Regions from separate parts of the Mus musculus genome. Here region 2 is linked to region 1. Evidence: chromatin loops called from intact Hi-C (ENCODE). Cell type or tissue: left cerebral cortex. All regions are shown on one strand.

Region 1 (2,500 bases):
GCAATCTTGTTATGTAGCCCAGGTTGGCCTTTAACACACAACTATCTTCCTGTCCCAGCCACCTGAATATAAACATATGCCACTATGCCTGACTGAAATTAATTTTGAACACAAGGGTCTCAACTAGGCATGGTGATACATACCTTTATCCCAGCATTCAGATGCAGAGGCAGGCGGATAGGCAGATAGGCAGATTTCTGCGTTCAAGGAAAGCCTGGGCTACAGAGTGAGTTCTGGGACAGCCGGACTACGGAGAAACCCTGTCTGGAAAATGAGAGAGAGAGAGAGAGAGAGAGAGAGAGAGAGAAGAAGAAGAAGAAGAAGAAGAAGAAGAAGAAGAAGAAGAAGAAGAAGAAGAAGAAGAAGAAGAAGAAAGGATAAGAAGAGAAGAGGGGACAGGAGGGGAGGGGAGGGGAGGGGAGGAGAGGGGAGGGGAGGGGAGGGAAGGGAAGGGAAGGGAAGGGAAGGGAAGGGAAGAGAAGAGAAGAGAAGAGAAGAGAAGAGAAGAGAAGAGAAGAAGTTTCTCTGGCTGGCCTAGAACTTGGTATGCAACTGAGAATGACCTTGAACCCTGACCCCCCTTGCCTCTACCTCAACAAGTGCTAGGATTGCACCATGCCTGTTTTAGGACATGATGAAGACTGAACCCAAGGGACCAGGCAAGTTCTCCAACAGATGAGCTACTTCTTCAGCCTAAATATTATTATTATTTTTTTTTAATAATGGCTTACTGTTTTCCAAGCTATCCTGGAACTCCTGGAGGCCAGGTGGTGTGGCCTCTTCTGAGGCCTGGGCTTGCTCAGTTCTTGGAAACAGAGATTTATGTCTAGTCTCCTGAACTGCCAATGTGAAGCCTGTCATGGAGTCAGCCTGTCTCAGTTATACAGAACAAAGCAAGTAAGCTTCTAGATGTATCCAGTAGGAGTAGGTTAAGGAGGGAGGCTCCAAAGTAAAGGTCAGGCCTTCTCATCCTGGACCATGTATTCTAAGGGCTCCCTCTAGTGATTACAGATATAAACAAGATAAAAAGAACACGGATAGGTGGATGTGGGAGCTTGTATCTGCAACAGTACTCAGTAGGCTGAGGGGGGAGGATTGTCTCAAAGTGAGATTCTATCAAAGGAAAAACAGGAGAAGCCATACATAAAAGTCAGTTTTAGCCAGAGGCTCTGGAGTAACGCAGAGCTTGTGCTATCCTGTGAAAGATGTGTCATGGAACTGCTTTTAAAACCATGAGTCCATTCCCAATCGGCCTTTCCCTTTCTCCTTGCCCCAATAAACCTCTTCGGTAAGATCTGTTGCATCATATGACTTCATAGTGTTCCTTGGCTTCAATCCGCCATGCTGCTGTTCTAAAACTATTATAGTGACCATGTTGTCACTATAATCCCGACCACTGATGTGTTCTAATCATAACTCGCAGTCATATTAATATGGATGATTTTGATGGGTCTACAAAGAATATAGAGATAAGGGCATCCCGTGGCAATTGCACAGATTTATTTATTTCGGTTTTTCCGGCCATATTTGGGACACACAAGGTATTCAAAATGCTTGCCACCCAAATGAACGAATGCTTTCGGAATAGATTTCAAGTTCTGTTTTACGATGCTTCAGAGTACTTGGTGGTGAGCTGCAGCCCAACGCTGTAAGCTTTGGTAAGGCTGGGACCTGAGCTCCCGGCTGTGTCGGCTTTAGAACCGGAACTGAAGAATGTCTGGCTGATCCAGACTACAGGGAGAAAACCATTAAGGGGCAGTATGGCCTCAGATAAACCGACGCAGAAACCTGGGAGAGGGCTGTCCAAAAAGAAGAATAAAAGCCTGGAGGGGTGGGGGGGGTGGGGAGCTACCACCGCAAAGGATGATGGGAAGCGGTAATCGTCTCCTTCCTTCCAACCCGCCCCCGTACTGAGGAGCGCTGACGTCACGCACGCCGCCGGCATGCCCCGCCCCTGGGCTGGCTCACGTAACTGAGGGTGGAGCCACAAAGCGATTTGTGGGAGTCGGAATCATGGCGGGCTTGGTTGACTTCCAGGACGAGGAGCAGGTGAAGTCCTTCCTGGAGAACATGGAGGTGGAGTGTCACTACCAATGCTACCGCGAGAAGGACCCGGAGGGTGAGCGCCAACTGCGCAGCCTGGGACATAGGGGAGGGGAGCGAGCGTGGGGTGCAGTCGTGGTCACGTGGCGGGCCGAGGACGCCTAAGGACCGGGTCAGGGTCACTACGGGCCTGTGGGCGGGAAGTTGTAGTGCATCGGGGGCGGGGCCTGCAGCGGAGGGCGGAGCCCTCAGGCTAGATGCTGTGTAGTCAAGTTTAGGGTGCTAGGACTGGAGGTGTGAGGGTGAAGTAGAACCTCGGTGTACATGTCTTTGAGGGAATCATTTAACATGCAGGAAATAAATGAAATATATGCTAGTAGTAAATGCGAGCCAGAATTGGTTGGCATCTTGCACCTGTAATTCTAGCGTTCGGGAGGCTGAGGAAGGAGGATCACTT
Region 2 (2,500 bases), 430 kb before region 1:
TTTGGGCTACACAGTGAGAGTGCATCTAAGATAAATTAAGAGAAGGCAGTAGGCTATGAGCTGGCCTTACACCGTGCTTCCCCTTCCCCTGTGTCTAAGGAAGCTACCTGCTCAACTAATAATACTCTTTTCCTTCCCCAAGATGAAATGTGGCAACTGTGGTGAGATTTCAGAGAAGTGGCAATACATCCGGCTGATGGTAATGGTCCCTACCACATGCTCCTGGGCAGAAAATTGGGGAAATTGGATTTCATCTTTCTTTCCTTTAGCCACTTGGGGGGGGGGGCACGGCAGGTGTTGAGAGAGCACCAATGTGACCCTCGCAGGGAACAACAGACATCTTTGAGGCAGAGTTCAAAATCAAGAGGGACTTTTTTTCTCAACCAGGGGAAGACTCCTTAGGCTTCTGCCCCACCCAGGGGATTGAATCCAGGGCTTTGCATATCTCTACTACTACTCTACTGAGCATGCTCTACTACTGAGCTCTCCTCAACCCTCTTGTCACTTGTCAGCAAGTGACTCACTTCTGTGGTCTTAGTCTGTTCCACTGGATGAGGTGGTGGGATGAGATCTCTCTGGGACCCTTACGTCTAGCTGTTACATGACTAGAAATTCTGTTTGCTTCTTGTCAGGACAGCGTGGCGCTGAAAGGAGGCCGAGGCAGTGCCTCCATGGTCCAGAAGTGCAAGCTATGTGCACGGGAAAACTCTATTGGTAGGTCGGGTGCTGCCTACCAGGCTCTTCCAGGGTGACTGGAAGCAGGCTTGTGTTGTCAAGGGGTGGACCTAGGTGTGAAATACTAAAACCTGTGCAGGTCTCTCTCTTTCCCAGGCTGTGTCTGGGCACCTGAGTGGAGTCTGGGTAGAGATTCAAGTCAACTTTTCCTTTTTATATTTCAGACATTTTGAGCAGCACCATCAAGGCTTACAACGTAAGTTTCCTGCTGTAGTGTCAGGGATGGTGGGATTAAATCTGAACTGATGGCTAGGAGTGGGGTCGAGAGTAGCTGCATCAGAGTGGCCTGCCCCTGGACATGGTCCCATGTATTTAACTCTTTGTTTTGCTTAAGACTAGGTCTCACTAGGTAGCCCAGGCTTGGCTCAAACTCATACTCCTGTTTCAGCCTCCTGAATGCTGAGAGGCCAGGTACTTGACACCACGTCTCCTGCGTATTTACTCTCTCATGCACCAACTCAGTGCTCACTTGCTCCGTATCTTTTGTCCACCATATCCACATCATCCACTGGGTAATACTGCAGTTTCCTCCTAAAAGTACACAGGATGACAGTCTGGGCAGTCTGAGCCCAGGGGTGAGGTAGGCAGGGCTCCTGGCTATCCACCTCCCAAGAGGTGCGCTCTCCATACACCCAGCCTTCCTCATGACATGGTGGATGTTTGGTTTCTGTTTTGTTTGTTTGTTTGTTTGTTTGTTTGTTTATTTGGTTTTTTGAGACAGGGTTTCTATGTATACAGCATTTTGCCTGCATGTATGCCTATAGGCCAGAAGAGGGCACCAGATCTCATTATAGATAGTTATGAGCTACCATCTCTAACAACCACTGGAAATTGAACCTCTGAGCCATCTCTCCAGCCTGACATGGTGGCTGGTTATCCAAAGGCCATGGTGTGCTTACTGGGACCATGTGGACGGTCTAGAGCCCTTGTAACTTAGCATTCTTGTCTTCTTGGTCACTTACCATTCATTGACCCAGTGCTTGGCTCTCAGTGCATGATTCAGATCCTTACAGTAAGTAGGCCGGGTTTCCTCTGCTCTGCTGACATGCAGGAAGGTTGACCAAGGATCCTCACTCTTCTGCACAACCTGTGTCTACAGAGGTCCTCTCTGGAGCAGTACCCAAGACAGGCGTTTTGTTTTTATAAAGGGCTAACTTGTTCTGGGTCCTGTTCTAGGCTCAGTGGTGTAGTTAGGGCCCACAAGGTAGAAAGGGCAGAGGGCATTGGAGGAGGTGGTCTCCATTGGTCCTGCCTCCTCAATACACTTCCTTTCCAGGCTGAAGACAATGAGAAGTTCAAGACGATAGTGGAGTTTGAGTGCCGGGGCCTTGAACCAGTTGACTTCCAGCCCCAGGTATGTGGCTTTAAGGCTCTCTGGGGTGGGGATGAAGCAAGCGAACTTTGCTTCTTACAGAGACTGAAATAGGAATTCTCCATCTTGCTTTTCCCTTCTTGTTCTAGCACTGAGCTACAACACAAATCAGGAAGTCTATGAATAGTAACTGTCACGTATGAAATGCCTACTGTGTGCTGTGTTCCATGCCCATCACCTTTCTGTGCTACTTCATTTCATCCTCACTGTAACCTAAACAGTGATTCATCCTAGTCTTTAGACAAGGGAACTTCAGAGACTGTAGTGTGCCAGAGTCCGTTAGTAAGCAGGGGCTGGATTTGAACCCAGGTCTGTCTGAATCTTATAGTCAGTGCTCATCCTCTTGTTTGTACATTTTTACTCACAGTAAATCTGTGGGGTAAGTTAGAAAAG

Evidence for each region. Peaks named below come from ENCODE experiments on the same cell type or tissue, not always from the same donor. Only the 100,000 strongest peaks of a DNase experiment are listed, where the experiment ranks them.
Region 2: a loop joins it to region 1, with 3 times the contacts of the local background. A loop is called at or near these places in 9 of 42 quality-filtered maps.

The regions. Positions count from the first base shown.
Region 1 is chr4:108,326,172-108,328,671 of GRCm38, forward strand. It overlaps Coa7 (cytochrome c oxidase assembly factor 7), which reads left to right and starts at 1,981. Exons shown (of 3, transcript NM_027250.4): 1 at 1,981-2,119. The coding sequence starts at 2,014. In left cerebral cortex, a CTCF peak has its summit at 989 (motif pointing left); DNase peaks (open chromatin) are centred at 1,120 and 1,970; H3K4me3 peaks cover 1,429 bases; H3K27ac peaks cover 1,787 bases.
Region 2 is chr4:107,891,323-107,893,822 of GRCm38, forward strand. It overlaps Czib (CXXC motif containing zinc binding protein), which reads left to right. Exons shown (of 8, transcript NM_001347160.1): 3 at 143-199; 4 at 633-714; 5 at 900-931; 6 at 2,012-2,089. Among named protein-coding and RNA genes, the nearest start is that of Czib, 2.7 kb to the left of the region's middle. In left cerebral cortex, a CTCF peak has its summit at 1,508 (motif pointing right); a DNase peak (open chromatin) is centred at 1,602.